Regions from separate parts of the Mus musculus genome. Here region 2 is linked to region 1. Evidence: chromatin loops called from intact Hi-C (ENCODE). Cell type or tissue: left cerebral cortex. All regions are shown on one strand.

Region 1 (8,000 bases):
GTCTCAGTTTCTCTGTTATATCCAAGTGGTTAGTGGTGACTTCCATCATAGAGATTATCCAGTCTGCTTCAGCCTCCTGAGTCTAGAAGTCAGATGTAGTGACAATTCTGGAACTTTGATTTCTTTAAAACACACAGAAATATTATATGTTTTCATTTTAATCCCAGGTATGGGGTATGGGGCTGCTTCAGACTGTCCACAGCAGCTGACTGTGATTTGCCTCGTGCTCTAGCAGGGCTGTGATTTTTTCCAGCTGCAGATAGTAGCTGAGATTGTAAGACATTTGGAATCCCAGAAACTTTTAAGAGGTTAAAATGCTAGAGCCTTGAGAAGCTGGACGGGTTGTTGGTTGGTTGCGGTTTGTTAAGAAGTTGTGGGTGAAGAAGAAGATATTAGATATTCTCCCAGCAAAGATCAAACTTACCCCCCAAGGAACTTAACACCCTAAACAGCAGGAAGCAGTCTAATGATATTGTCACCTTCTTTCTGACCCCTGACTTTATTCAGGGATCTCCTTCCTTTCCCCTCTTTTTCCTCTCTTATCTAGTGTTAGGGGGGCAGAAGGGGTGGAAGAAAGGGGCGGAGAAGAGTGGAAGATAGAAGAACCCACAAAGAAGTGAAGGACAGCCGCAGTCAGATAAGTGTCTTTTCTGACCTCAGAGCAGCTTAGGAGCTTCACTCCCTCCTGGCTGCCTGGGACCTGGCTTCCAGCGCTCCCTAGAGACCAGGTTGCTACCTCTGTAGAGAAGGATGATGACCATATCCACAGTGGTTATCCTCCGCGGTTCCCAGCCCCTGCACTGGCTGGTGGTACCCATACATAGTTCTAAGCAAGAGTAAGCAAGACAGACTCACCTTCCCTTTGCCCACCTCCTGCTAGCTTAGTCTCACCTTGAAAGCTGGTGGGCGTAGTGTCTCCTAGGTTCCCCGAGCAGGGCTCTCAGTATTCCCTAGCTGTCAGGTGGTACCTCTTTCGGCAGGTGTCTTCATGCCCATTGGCATCGTGCTGCAGCCGTGGATGGGCTCAGCAGCCATGGCTGCGTCCTCTGTCTCTGTGGTGCTCTCGTCTCTTCAGCTCAAGTGGTAAGTCCTGGGCCTGGAGCACCTGCTGGAGGAGTCTCTGCAGGCTCCACCATGCATGGTGACAGCAGGTCGGGGCACAGCAGCATGTTTCCTGCTTCGTGTGCTCTCCATTATTTATCTGAGAGCAACACAAAGGACCTGCATGGGGTTGTGTAGTGATTTTTCAGTACCCTGGACAGTGACTGCCCACTTAGCAGTGGTAAGAGTCTGGGTCTTTTTCAGAGCTATTTACATGAACACATGCAAACATATGATCCCTGTGTATTTCCAGTTTTACTCCTTAGCAAAGATGTCCATGGACTGGGAACAGAGCTCACTAGTAGAACAGTTGTCTTGCATGGAAAAGATCCTGGGTTTAGTCCCTAACACTACCAAAACAGAAAAACATTGATTTATTTACTCATGCATTCACTTAACAAAAATAACAGTAGCCTACTATGTGGGGAGTGTTTACATAAAAAGTTTCTGGACTATGTGAACTTGAACCATGGGAATTCAGTATCCTTTTTTTTTTTCTTAAAAACCCATGAAAATTTGCTATTTATGTTACTGAAAAATAGAGATTTCACCAGAGAAAAAGGGCCTTATGTCCAGAGTGATTCGAGTATTCTCGGGTTCTTGCCTTTCAGCTATAGAAAGCCCGACCTAGAGAGATATGAGGCCCAGGCCCACGGCCGCATGAAGCCCCTGAGTGCCTCCCAAGTCAGCGTGCACATTGGCATGGATGACCGGCGTCGGGATTCTCCCAGGGCCACCGCGTGGGACCAGGTCAGCTACGTGAGCCAAGTGTCTCTGTCCTCCCTGACGTCAGACAGATTGTCTCGGCATGGCGGGGCAGCAGAGGACGGTGGCGACAAATGGTCCCTGCTCCTGAGTGACAGGGATGAAGAGCAGTGCATCTGAGTGTTCTCCTGGGCAGGCCATGGCGCTCCTTCTGGGTGAGCCTGCTCCTGCTCATGGTGGTGGAGCCAGGAGGTGCAGCCTTAACAAGCCACTGTGGGATGGACGAAGCTCATGGTGAGACCTGAGCATCCTGCTAGCCTTGCCTTACAGTGTGTGGTGTATCTGCAGAGGCTGGGCAGGATTGCTCTTCCAGAAGCCACTAGGTTGGGGAAAGTATACCATTCCTGCTTTTCATGAGGGCGAGATCACACCCTGCTTGGGAGGAAACCATCACTCTTCACTGAACCCTGCCAACTATATTTGTATATACTATCTAGGCAGTGAGGACCAGGCTCATCAGGACCACAAGCCTAGCTCAGCCCCCCTGGAGAGCTCCAACCAGATCTCTCCTATACTAAGAGCTCCCATAACACCTGGAGTTAGGCAGCACACATGGGCCGTGTAAGCCTAAGGCTCCTTCAGACGAGTCTGTTCTCTGCCTGGTGTAGCTGGCATCCTTGGTACTGGAACTGCCTGCCCTCTATCTTCTGAGGGTAGAATTAGTGCCTTGGGTCTGATGCTCTGGCTCCTGCATATCTGCCCGCCTAAAGGTGGCGCCCTGGTTTGCAGCCCAATGCAAGAGCTACCCAGCATCCCTATTTACTCTGAAAAGAATGCCATCCTGCTTAGAGCCACACCTACAGACTCACATGTGCCGCTCTCAACCAGCTGGAGAGATACCTCAGAGCCTGACCATAGTTCATTTTCCTATGGGGTCCAGGTCCTTGCCTCTCAGGGCACCCTATACAGCCATGCCATAACCTGTAGTGTATAAAGCACTGTTCCCTGGGAGGTGTATGCATAAGGGCACACCCCTGTCACTCAGTGGGGTCCAGTGAAGTTTGTCACAAATGCTTAGTGTGTGTGCCTGGGGGGAGTTTTCCCACCAGAAGAGAGTGAAGTTCTCAATAGAGAGCTGTCTGCTGCTGAGGAGACATCTAAAGGAGGGACACCCACAGCGCCCTCCCCCCTCCCCAGTGAAAATGTTCCTGTTGTCAGCTATGACTATGTGATTGGAGTGGCTTCAGAGGGCAGGGATGGGGCCAGCTTAACTGAGCGAGTGGCTGAGCCACCCGGAACAGACTAGCAGAAATGGGTTACTCTCATTTGTGACATTAAAAGAAAAAAAGCCACAAAACTCCTTTATAGGATGTCACTTATTGGCCATGGCAGTGTTAGTCTTTTTTTTTTTTTTTTTTTTTGTAGGTTTCTCACCTCTTTTCCCCACAAAAATAGCACCGTAACTACCTACCGTCTACGACTGAAAACAAGAAAACAGGGTCCGAGGGCCTCGGTGTCTTCCCAGGAACTCACAGCCAATGTGCCGTTCAGAGGGTTCCGAAGGCCTTTCTGTAATTCCGCTGCTGCCTTACAGTATCAGTTTGCTCGGTGAGAGTAAACTGGACGAGGGTCCTTTTGTTGCTGCACGAGCAAACGCGACAGGAGCTGGATGAGTTGCATCAGGTTAGGATGCAGTGGTCACGAGGTTACTACCCATCACTTGGGATGGCTGCTTTGGGTTTTGCACCTTAGCGGTGCTTGCTGAGCTTTATCTTCTAAAACCCGGGAGTATAGGGATCTATTGCGCTCTTGGTATCCGCAACCCTTCCACTCCCTCTCCAGCGACCTCCTCCCACTGACGTCATCTACTCGGTCTATAGTTCTGTTCTTACAGAATAAGTCTTGTTTTGGAATAAGGTAATCATTTTCTAAAGAATCTAATTGTATTGATTTTTAAACCTTCTGAGAATGTAAGCATCATGTTCACATGTAGACATGAAAATATTTATATAATTGTACAAATAAATAACTTTTTAGATGTTCAAAGAGTCAGGTTTTTTTTCTTTTTTTTAATGGCCAGAGAACAATTCCCTCTTCAAAACTTTCCATGAAGCACGAGGATAAAGTTGTATCTTTTCATCCAGGAGTTGCCTGTGGCTTGCTTATTCTGTCTGTATGGCTCATGTTACCGGATTGCTGGGGACTTCTTTGGAGGGACAGAGAATGATAGGATTCTAGCAGTGGGGACACGAGGTGGTGGGAACCCTCTTGCCTTGCCCTGGTCTGAACCACTCTGCTGAGTCTAGAGTAGTATTAGTATTAGAGTAGTATTAGTCTAGGTAGCATTAGGACCGCAGAGAAGGAAGCCTTTGCTGAAGTCGCTGCCTCAAGCTCTGACTGTGCCCAGAACCTCACTGCTTGGTCTCTAGCACACCCTAGAGGACTTTACAGTCAGGGCATGAGGTCTCCACAGACCGTTGTGGAAGGAGTGTCGGTGCTCCTGTGGGGAGGATTTAGCAAGCATCCCTGAAAGGTTTCTCAGGCATCTGGCTGAATCCGAGCATCTTCTCTTGCTCCTGGTAAACTGAAGAATTAAGATGGGATTACCTCTATAAGAAATGACTGATAATTCTAATTTTCAGTGGCATCTGGAAATTGGCATGTTAAAAACAGATATCTAAACTATTGAGCTAGTTTAATAAAGAACTTGGATTAATAAAGGTGACTTTCACCTGAAAGGTTACTTGATTAAAGGATTTGGGGAGATTAGGGGCTTTAAAAACCCATGTAGGGGGCTGGAGTAGTAGGTTCAATCCCCTGTACAAATAAAATAAAATAGGATTACCTAAGACAAATTCTGTAATGTACATAAAGTCCCTGAATTATAAAAGGCTCATTTGCATACACCCATAATTCCACCTTTCCTTGGAGCACATACACAGAGGAATAGAGTAAGTGGCCTACTGGTCCTTTTTTTCCCTTTTCAGGTGTGTGTGTAAACTGCTTGGCATTGGTGGAGAAGGAACTGCTCTGCTGAAGTTTCACACTGGGCTTGCACAAGGCTGGAAGCACCATTGTTTGGGGTTACTGCATGGAGAGAGAGGTCTGCTGTCTGCCCTTGTTCTTCATATAAAGACAGTGACCACAGCTGAGGTTACAGAGTAGAATGTAAGAAGGTTACATAATACTGAGAAATCCCAGAGTTGCTTTTTTTTTCCTATTCAAAAAGATGAACAAAAATGTAAAAGCATCCGTTCAAACATTTCAAAATGAAATAAGATTGATGGAAATTTAACATTTTTTTCTCTGGGGTAGAAATGGCTATTATATTATATCAGCATAAGGAAAAATGAACCAAGAGGGTATAACTTGGTAGACCTCTTGACTAACATGTGCAAGATCCCTGGTTTGAGCCCAGTGCCAATAAAACTGTTTAACTGTTTGTCTTAGTTAGGATTTTATTGCTGTGAACAGATACCATGACCAAGGCAAGTCTTATAAAGGACAACATTTAATTGGGGCTGGCTACAGGTTCAGAGGTTCAGTCCATTATCATCAAGGTGGGAAGCATGGCAGCATCCAGTCAGGCATGGTGCAGGAGGAGCTGAGAGTTCGACATCTTCCATCTGAAGGCTGTTAGGAGAATACTGGCTTCTAGGCAACTAGGAATAGGGTCTTAAAGCTCTTGCCCACAATGACATACCTACTCCAACAGAGCCACACCTTCTAATAGTGCCACTCCCTGGGCCAAGCATATACAGACCATAACATTCCACTCCCTGGCCCCATAGGCTTCTTCAAACACACAAGTCTATGGGGGCCATATATAGACATAGCTTAATAAAAAGGTACATGTAGTCCGACTTCCAAAATCCCCATAGACTATAGCAGTATCAGCAATATTAAAAGTCCAAAGTTAAAAGTCCCTTCTGGAGCTAGGGGAAGGCCTGAAGAAGCTGAAGGGGATTGCAATCTCATAGAAGAACAATATCAACTAACCAGACCACCCAGAGCTCCCAGAGACTAAACCATCAACCAAAGAGTACACATGGAGAGATCCATGGCTCCAGTTACATATGTAGCTGTGGGTGGCCTTTTCTCACATCAATGGGAGGGGAGGCCCTTGGTCCTGTGGTGGCTTGATGCTAGCAAAGGGGGATGCTAGAACAGTGAGGCAGGAGTGGGTGAGTGGGTGGAGGGGCACCCTCATAGAGGCGGAGGGGAGAGGGAAGAGGGGAGATGGGATGGGAGGTTTGTGAAGGGGTAACTTGGAAAAATTTGAAATGTAAATGAATAAAATATTAACTAAAAATGTCTCTTCTGACATTCATCCAAGCACTTAACTGTAACCTGGGAAGCAAGACAGGAAACCAGCTGGGCAAACTCCAAAGTCTGCATCTCCATGTCTGATGTCAAAGCAGTCTTCAGATCTCCAACTCCTTTTTCATCTTTGTTGACAGCAACAAACTTCTTTCTCCTGGGCTGCTTCTTCCACTCCCTGTTAGCAGCTTTCCTCAGCAAATATCCTTTGGCTCTGGCATCTCAAATATCTTTGAGCCTCCAAGGCAAACTTCAAAGTTTTAGCTTCTTGTTTCAATGTCTGGGATCCACATATGATCTTCTGGGCTCTTTCAAAGGGCTGGTGTCACTTCTCCAGCTCTGCCCTCTGTAGCACTCTAGGCTCAGGTTGATCCACTCCACTGTGCTGTTGTTCTTGGTGATCATCCCATTGTACTGGCATCTCCAATACACTGGGGTCTTCCACTGCAGCTAGGCTTCACCAATAGCCTCTCACAGGCTCTCTGTATGGTGCCAAGCCTCAAATCCTTTGCATGACCCTTTCAGTTTTGGGCTGTCAACTGCAACTGAAGCTGCACCATCACCAATGGCCTTCCATGGCCTCTTCAGGGCCAAGCCTCAGCTGCTCTTCATGACCTATCCACGCCTTCAGAACCAGTACCACCTGGGTTGACTCTTACATATTACCAAGTCCAGCTGCAACCGGAGGTTCAACCTTAGCTATCTCTGGAACACAGTTTCTTTGTGCTCTCAGAAAACACTTCCTAGATTTCACTTCAGTGGTCTCTACTTAATCACTGCTAATTTCTTAGCTCCAGCTAACCAGCATCAGTTGTCCCAGGAGTCCCTTCTATTCTTGACTCTAAAGCCAGAGCCACACGACTGATGCTTCTGAGTTCTGCTGCTTGCTGGGGTTGAAAATGCCTGCCCTGCCTCTCACCCCTTGTTCAACTTTATCAATGCTGGGATTAAAGGTGTGTACTACCGGGCCTCAGCCTCAGCAGCAGCGGTCGCCATCTTGGTTCCGGGACTCAGCAGAACTTAGGAAATTAGTCTGAACAGGTTAGAGGGTGCGCCAGAGAACCGGACAGCTTCTGGGACGGGCAGAAGCACAGAGCCGCTGAGGCAGCAGCCTGGGCGGGCCGCAGACAACCGGCCACCATCCGGACCAGAGGACAGGTGTCCGCCTGGCTTGGGAGGCGGCCTCAGCCTCAGCAGCAGCGGTCGCCATCTGGGTTCCGGGACTCCGCGGGACCTAGGAAATTAGTCTGAACAGGTTAGAGGGTGCGCCAGAGCCGCTGAGGCAGCAGCCTGGGCGGGCCGCAGACAACCGGCCACCATCCGGACCAGAGGACAGGTGTCCTCCTGGCTTGGGAGGCAGCCTCAGCCTCAGCAGCAGCGGTCGCCATCTTGGTTCCGGGACTCAGCAGAACTTAGGAAATTAGTCTGAACAGGTTAGAGGGTGCGCCAGAGAACCGGACAGCTTCTGGGACGGGCAGAAGCACAGAGCCGCTGAGGCAGTACCCTTTGCAGGCTGCAGACAGCCGGCCACCGTCCGGACCAGAGGACAGGTGTCCGCCTGGCTCGGGAGACGGCCTCAGCCTCAGGAGCAGCGGTCACCATCTTGGTTCCAGGACTCCCTGGAACTTAGGATTTTAGTCTGCACAGGTGAGAGTCTGCACCACAGAAGCTGACAGCTTCTGGGAACTGCCAAAGCAACACAGCTTCTGAGAGAGGCCCTGTTTTGGGCCTTCTTCTTCGACCAGGAGGAGGTCCAAAAACAAGATATCTGCGCACCTTCCCTGTAAGAGAGCTTGCCAGCAGAGAGTGCTCTGAGCACTGAAACTCAGAGGAGAGAATCTGTCTCCCAGGTCTGCTGAGTAACAGAATCACCA
Region 2 (8,000 bases), 170 kb before region 1:
ACCGTTTTATCTCATTTAATAGTTAATTGTTCTTCAACTGTGTCTTTCCTGGCATACTCTTAAGAACTGGAGTGGTTCCATTCTTTTTGGTTTTTCAAGACAGGGTTTCTCTGTGTAGCCCTAGAACTCCCTCTGTAGACCAGGCTGGCCTCGAACTCAGAAATCCGCCTGCCTCTGCCTCCCTAGTGCTGGGATTAAAGGCGTGCGCCACCACTGCCCAGCCCATTCTTAAATTTTTATCTCTGCACATGGGATATTAAATATCTGTTAAATTGTTGGCAGAAATCTGTACATAGGAAACATAATGATTAGGCAATGTAGTTTGGTTCTGTCATTTTGACATTTTGTTTAAATAGTTTAAATCTTCAATTTTTCTATAGGAGAAAATATTGAGGAGGCTCATGCAACCAAGGAACCTATCCAAGAAGTAAATGCTGATGCTAATGTAGGGTCAGGAAAACCAGGAGAGGAGAATGAACATCATGGCAAAGTTGAGGTGTATGAAGATGATCAAGACAACAAAATAAAAGATCCGGATTTAACAACTCCGGACTCAAAAACTGAAGCAGGTTGCATAATTCGATATAATGTATCTTCTACACCTCGGCTGCAAAGGTAAGTGTTTAAAGTGGATGCCATCTGTCTTCATGCTCCAGGGGTGATGCTAAGGGCCAGACTCAGAGCCCTGAATATGATGGCTTGTGGGCAAGTACATCACACTGGGAGACTGTGGCTGGCAGGTTGCTGTACAGACCACCCTGTTTCAGAGAGGATGAGAAAAGGCCGTTGGGACACCTGACCTTTCCATTTACTACATGGGCTTTGTTCTTAACCGCATGGTGTCACTTTGCGAAAGCTAGCCTTGTTTCCCACCACATGCAGTCTGTGCCACCCACAACTTTTCCCAGGCATTGCTTTACGTACATTTTTTGAGATTTATTTTGATGTGTGTGGGTGTACCTGTATGTGTATCTTTGTACCACATGAATGGCATGCCCACAGAAGCCAGAAGAGAGTGTGGAATTTTCCCGAGACTGGAGTGAACAGTTTGAGCTGCTATGTGGGGGCTGAGATTCAAGCCTGGGTCCTTCCCCCCAGGCATTTTCAATGTTAAGACATCTTATGGTTAATAGCTAGAGGACTTGGAATTAAGAAATCAGACTCTGGTACTCAAGTGTCCACATAATACAGATTGTAACAACAAATACACTTCTAGGGACTTGGGGTACCTCTCCCTTCCTAAAGACAGTCTGTCTGGCACATGGGTCCCTCATAGAAGTACGTTATGAGAAACTGCAAAAGTGTAAGACAAATTTGAACATGCTTTGGAATAACTTTGTGGGTTTTTTTCAGTATGAAAAAGATGCAACATGATAAAAATTCCACACTTAAAGAGCTAAAGTTCCTGACACCAGTGAGACGCTCACGGCGCATTCAAGACAAGACTTCACGACTGCCAGCCATGTTAAAAGACCACGACCCTTCTGTGTCTTCCCTGGAGCAGTTGTCTGAGTTGGGAGGGGATGCCTTTGTCTGCCGCCCTAATGCAGCACTGTGCCCTCTGTTCTTTGAGACCGACGTAGCGGAAGAGGAATAGGAGTCCCGAGTCCTGAGCAGTTATGGTTGTGTTACTCCTGTGGCCCTGCATGTGTACAACTTTATCGTAGGTCTGAAGTTGTCCGCATGCCTAAGTATGGTACAGGTAAACTCCACTAGCTTGTTTGTTGTGTTTTTAAAATATAATGTTGGCTGCTTCACTTTACTAATTACTTACAGTTAAAGAAACAAAATCAGAAAATGTAGTCTATATAAATTTATATTTTTACGTTGACTTTGTTCCTAATACGTTTATAATAAATATATATGTATAATGTTCCAATGACATTTCATTGATTGACTTATTTGATGATGGAATTGACTTTAGGACCCTACTGTGGGGCTATAGTTAGCTGCCTATGGCATTTATTTCAACAAATATGTTCTGGGGTCTCAGGATGTGCCCCCAGAAGAGTGCTTGCCTAATGTGCAAGGCTCTGAATTCAGTCCTTAGCACCACAAGAAAAACTGCTTTGTAAAATGTCATTTAACCACAGTAACCAAATTTAAACTTAGTTTTTGAAGTATATTGCTAAGTTTGTATTACTTTTAGTTGTGATAAAATATACCTGACAGAAACAAATGAGAGTTATTTTTACCTAGTTTCTGAGTACAGTCCACCATGGTGAGGAAGGCCTGATGGAGGGAGGGATGGAGAGAGGGATGGATGGAGGGAGGGAGGGAGAGAGGGAGGGAGAGATGGATGGAGGGTACTGCTTTCCCGTGCTGGGTATAACTTCCCAGGCTCAGTAGTTATCCACTTCTGCCAGCCTTCAGAACAGTGCCTCAAGCTGGAGACCAGGCATTCTAAACATAAGCTTTAGGGATAACTCAGATTCAAACTGAGTGTTGGTGAGGTCTAGGGATGGAAAGCTTCCTGTCTGCGAAGCATGAACTGTGGATGAACTACATGCTCGCCCGTAACTCCATCCTTGGATGTTGCGGCTGGACTGTTCTCCACCACAGGTGGTCTGTACCACACCCACTTTTCCCCCGGTATCTTCTTTCTTTTGTTTAATTCCCACCCATTGAGATTTATTTATTTTTATGTGCATGTATATCTATGCACCACATGAGTGCAGTACCCTCAGAAGCCAGAAGAAGGTGTGAGGCCCCTTGGAGAAACTGACAGTTGTAAGCTGCCACAGGGAGCTGGGAATTGAACCTGGGTCTGTCCTTCCCTCCAGGGATTTCCAAAACCAAGTCATTTTTGGTTGTCAAGCTAGTGGTTCACACACGTAATCCCAGCAGAGGTGGCAGACCTGTGCTTTCCAGGCTGGTCTAGCCTTCGTAATGAAAACTATCTCCAAAAATAAAACAGATGGGGAGACAGCATAGTGAGTACCGGCATCAGTTGGTGGACAGAGAGAGCCCCGAGACACAACAGCCCCAGCAAAGAATCAAGAGTCCCAAATGTGGACAGTGCTGCAGCTGAGGAACCCTGATAGATTCCTCTCCTCTCCTCTCTCAATGCTACTTAATGACTTACACTGCCTGATAAACCACCTATTCCAGCAATTGACTTGTAGGTTTCCAGTGTCCCTTTCTACCCTGCCTCCCGCCCCCTCAGGGTCTAGTTCCCTGCTTCCCTGCTGTACATTTGACTGTAGCCTGGTTGGCCATTGGACCCTCTGCCTAACATCTTGGGGGTGTCTGGGTCTGCTGTCCTGTGATTTGAATTTCTTCTACAAACATTAGTTCCATCTGGGATCAGTAGGGAAGGGGAGAAGGGGAGGGTGGGGTGAACAGTCTCGTCAGTTGAGGCCAGATTTTGGTCTCATTCCTGCCTTTTGTTCCTTTATTCTGCACCCCTAAATGTTAACACTTGAGACAGTCCTGACTTGCCTACCAGGAACTTGCTCTGTAAACTAGGTTGGCGTCCAATTCTGGATCTCCTGCCTCAGCTTTCCGAATGCAGGGATTACAGACATCCTACCACGTCCTGGTACAACTAGAATCTTAATAACTTTCTGCTATTTCCGGGAAGAAATACACATTTCAGAATGAGATGCATTATTTTGGGGTGGTGCATTATTTTGTTTTTCACTTTTTCCAAAGTCATACAGTAAATGCTAGCAGTGTCCCTGTGGAATTTATGTTTGTTGTCTGTCTGCCTAATCTGGAGCAATAACTCAAATTACTGGGGGCACCGGTTCAAAACGTTAGCAATATCCTACCGCAAGGTGGCAAAACAGCTTTAAAACAGCTCTTTGGGGCTCAGCTACTCAGAGAACAGCGCCTAGGGCCAGACCTCAACAGTTTCCTCTGCCCACAGCTAGGGGCACGCCCCGCCCACGCCCCGCCCACTTCCCAGGCCTCGCAAGGAGCGGAGAAGCGACGCACGCCGCTGGGAGGTGGGTGAAGGGAGCTGTACGGGTCGGCCGCGGTGGAGAGAGGAGCGGGTGGAGCCTCTTGCCCCCCCCCCCCCCGCCCCCTAAGCCGCCGGTCGGCGCTCGCCCGCTGCGGGGCGACGGCCAAATGTGGGCGCATCACTCAGCCCGTAGGCTGTGCGCCCCAGTCGCTGAGTTCGGTGCGCGCATGCGCGTCGGAGACTGCTCGTGCGGCTGAAGCGGAGCAGCTTCGGGAGGGTGGGTGTTTTGGTAGGGAAAGGTTGGTGGGTCTCCAGGGTGTGTGTCCTGGGATCTCTGTCTAAACTGACCCCGCTTCTGGGCACTTGCAAATCACTTTAGGCTCTTTTAAACAATTGGTTTATCTTTATTAAAGGCGTATTTGTTTATAAACACTGGAAGGAACCCATCAGCTTTCGCCACACCTAGTGTAATAAGGCTTGTGTTTATGGGTGTAATACTGGCTATCGAACACATGGAGATTAAAAATACTAACTTGATTTTTCAGTCAAGGAAAGCCTGGTTGCTCATCAGTCATTTTGATAGCATAGGTAAAAGTCCTCAGGCACCAGGAACAGGAAAAAAGCAATTGAAACCAGAGACCACTTAAGACCCCTGTGAAGACCAGTGTGAAGGGCTTGGTTGTTTTCTTCTAGGTTTTTATTGGTTGGGGGGGGGGGGGAGCGGTGGGGGGACAGCCCCCATTTGTAGCCCTGGCTGGCCTGAAACCCATGGTGTGAATTAGTTGACTTTGGACTTAGCAGTGGTTACAGGCTGTGATTCACCAACTTCTGCCTCCTGAGTGTCATAGGTCTGTTACTTGTGTCTGGGTGTGTTCAAATGCCTCACTCCTGGAAACACGGCGTTGGATTTGGTTATATGGAGGATTTGTTGCTATAGTCTCCTGGTAACTCTGTGATAGACTGGAAAGCAAACTGGAAGGCACAGTCTATTTGTTTGGCTAGTTTTTGAGACAGTGGCTGGCCTGAGACCCATGGCGATCATCTTGCCTCTGCCTCTTAAGTGCTAATCTTACAGGTGTTGACTACCCAACCCCAGCTACGGACTAGAAGCTTTGCAGGTCCTAGCAGGGTTTGATCTTCGATGTTTGTACTACATCTTGTGCTCTACATTTTACAGCTTGTGGGTGGTTTAAATAAATAAATAAATAAAAACAATTTAGCTTTGTGAACGGAAAAAAATCAAGTAATTCATGCCAGTATTTTTCCTGTGATGAAAAAAGTGTATGAGTTCTAAGTGTAGGCGTCTCCCACAACTTCTATCCCACCCGTGTAGTCCAGGGTCTTTAACATGTTAGGCAAGCAGCTACCTCGGGTCTTCCTGAGACTGTGTCTCTTGTGTAATTGCTTCTTGTGTATATAGCTTATGTGCCAGAAAAAGTGTATTAAAAATCATGCTGCTTTTGTGGGGGAGACATGGGAGTCAGACTGTGTTTAAATATCCATTTTGAATCCTAAGAAACTCCAGCTCAGTGGATCCAACGTAGAGTGTGTCTTCTCTGTTTCACCCCACCCAGCCACACTCCAATGCAATCAATCAATCATCAAACGAAGGCTGTACATATGACTCCAAGGCCTTACCTTTCCATCTGAGAATCATTATGTCATTCAGTTCATACCAGAATCTTGCCTCTTCCGTATTTGTTCCCTGTAAATGTGTCCTTGACGATAGGTTAATTCCCCAAGGTCATCACGCCCCTGCGTTTCACCGTTACGCCCTCATCTTCCCTACTGTTGACGTGGTCCCTGTGTACCCTTTTCATGCAGTCCATTAGTACTGTGACCCCAAAGAGCGACTTTTCTGCTATGCAGATATGACCGTGCTGTTGTTCTCTAACACCAGTCAGAGACAGACCATTAATTACCCTGAAGATAAAAACTCAGCAGCAACATTTGGTTTACAGTGGTCAACAGATAAATCTATCTGTGTACCAGCCTGTCACAGGCCAATTTCATCTACTCAGCTGAACTCAGCATCCATCATGCCTTCCACCTTGACCACTCCGTGTCTCCTTTTTGTTTAAGGCACGTGTGGCAGCCTTTCAGACTTCACTTACACAGGAGTTTCCTGACTCCCCTGAATAGTTCTGCTACAAGCCAACATAGCTCTTTCTCTAGCCTTGCCTTGCATTCGCTTGGGATTATAGTCACCTCCACATGGGTGACGGTGATGACAGGGATGACCTAGAGGAAGAAAAATCATTATCTGTCGTCATAGGGACCCTTCAAATTAAGATGACAAGACTAAGAAGGACCAAAAGGAGTTAAGTCCGTGTATACAGATGTTGTATATAAAAGGAGTTTAGTCTGTGTATACAGATGTTGTATATAAAAGGAGTTTAGTCTGTGTATACAGATGTTGTATATGAAAGGAGTCTAGTCCATGTATACAGATGTATATGAAAGGAGTTTAGTCCATGTATACAGATGTTGTATATGAAAGGAGTCTAGTCCATGTATACAGATGTTGTATATGAAAGGAGTTTAGTCCATGTATACAGATATTGTATATAAAAGGAGTTTAGTCTGTGTATACAGATGTTGTATATGAAAGTTTAGTCTGTGTATACAGATGTTGTATATGAAAGGAGTCTAGTCCATTTATACAGATGTTGTATATGAGAGTTTAGTCCGTGTATACAGATGTTGTATATGAAAGGAGTTTAGTCCATGTATCAAATGTTGTATTTAGTCCATGTATATAAAAGAGTTGGATCTCAGGGCTCACTATTAACAAGAAAGCAAGATGTTGTAGAAAAACAATCAGACAAAGGAAAGGGGACTTTGGGGTCCTAGTGTTGTTTGTCCAAGAAAGGTAAGAACTTGTTGTTTGGGAAAGACAGACAGGGTGTGCACACTGTAGTTGGTGGGTTCCCCTTTGATGGAAGTTGCCCTCTTTTCAGTAAAGGAGACAAAGAGACACCGAGAAATGGGAGTTAGGCAGAGTCAGTTCCTTTCAGTTCAAAACAAACTTTATGCCAAAATAGCATCCGCTCACCATCTACCAGAGGAAGTTGCTGTTGGCCTGTCGTAGTGACTGTAGCTATTTCGAATTGATTTTGCATTTTAAAAGTAAATTTCCAAATAATTCTCTCTCTTTTTAAAGAAAAAAAGTGTGTTAGTAACTACCTCTCTTTTACAGTACATGTTAAACATACAGTAAGGTAGCTTTATTTTGAGGTGGTCTTAAGGATAAAATAATGAGCAAAATCCAATCTTTTGAAATATGGAGTGTTGCATTTATAGGGACATTTAGGAAAATTGGATAGTTCTTCCAAGACCAGGATGTAATTTCATTTTGTATATTTTAAGTGTAATTATAAACAATAATTAGAAATTAAAAGGAAATAGACCATAATAAAAACACATATTTCTCAGTTAAATATATTGGATACATGTACATTTTAAGGGAAGAAGCAAAAAAAGGAAAATGGTTGATATTTAAGCGCAGACTGAAGATCTGGATCAAAACTAAACAAACAAAGCATCCTTAAAGCTATACCAAGGCCTCTCGTTCCTGTGACGGCTCTCGTTCCTGTGACGGCTATCTGTATTGGTGGAGTGCGCTCACTGTGTAGGTGATTTTGTTGTCATGCTTGCATATGTTAAACTTTATTGGTAATTACATGATTGTGTCTTTTAAGGCCCTGGCAGACATGTGGTTTTTGACACAAGATTAGATTTTTTTAAAAATCACTGCTAAAACACAACACACATGTTGCCTAACTTCATTCCTGAAAAACCTTGTTTTGGCAAATTCAATTTTAAGCATGGCTTTTCAACAGGATATAAAAGGTGAGTATAGCTACTTTTGAATTAACTCTGCATTTAAAAGTGGATTCCCAAACGACTCTGTCTTCTTAATATAGCTTGGGAGAGCCAGCAGTGACTGGAGGGGTAGAGCCCAGCTGTGGCTGCCCGGCATGGACAACTACACAGTCCTGAGAGTGATTGGCCAGGGCTCCTTCGGCAGGGCTCTTTTGGTTCTGCAGGAAAGCAGCAATCAGACATTTGCCATGAAGGAAATCAGACTGCT

What was found. Peaks named below come from ENCODE experiments on the same cell type or tissue, not always from the same donor. Only the 100,000 strongest peaks of a DNase experiment are listed, where the experiment ranks them.
Region 2: it touches region 1 in a loop (4-fold over the local background); 13 of 42 quality-filtered maps call a loop at or near these places.

The regions. Positions count from the first base shown.
Region 1 is chr8:21,988,637-21,996,636 of GRCm38, reverse strand. It overlaps Atp7b (ATPase, Cu++ transporting, beta polypeptide), which reads left to right. Exons shown (of 21, transcript NM_007511.2): 20 at 981-1,083; 21 at 1,713-2,289. The coding sequence ends at 1,986. Among named protein-coding and RNA genes, the nearest start is that of Ccdc70, 22 kb to the right of the region's middle. In left cerebral cortex, CTCF peaks have their summits at 2,516 and 4,254; a DNase peak (open chromatin) is centred at 4,241.
Region 2 is chr8:22,162,328-22,170,327 of GRCm38, reverse strand. Nek3 (NIMA (never in mitosis gene a)-related expressed kinase 3) reads left to right here and starts at 3,893. Exons shown (of 16, transcript NM_011848.4): 1 at 3,893-3,950; 2 at 7,834-8,000. The coding sequence starts at 7,888. Ckap2 (cytoskeleton associated protein 2) reads left to right here. Exons shown (of 9, transcript NM_001004140.2): 8 at 381-615; 9 at 1,354-2,176. The coding sequence ends at 1,597. In left cerebral cortex, CTCF peaks have their summits at 2,688 and 3,812 (motif pointing right); DNase peaks (open chromatin) are centred at 978, 1,533, 3,848 and 4,105; H3K4me3 peaks cover 1,274 bases; H3K27ac peaks cover 1,010 bases.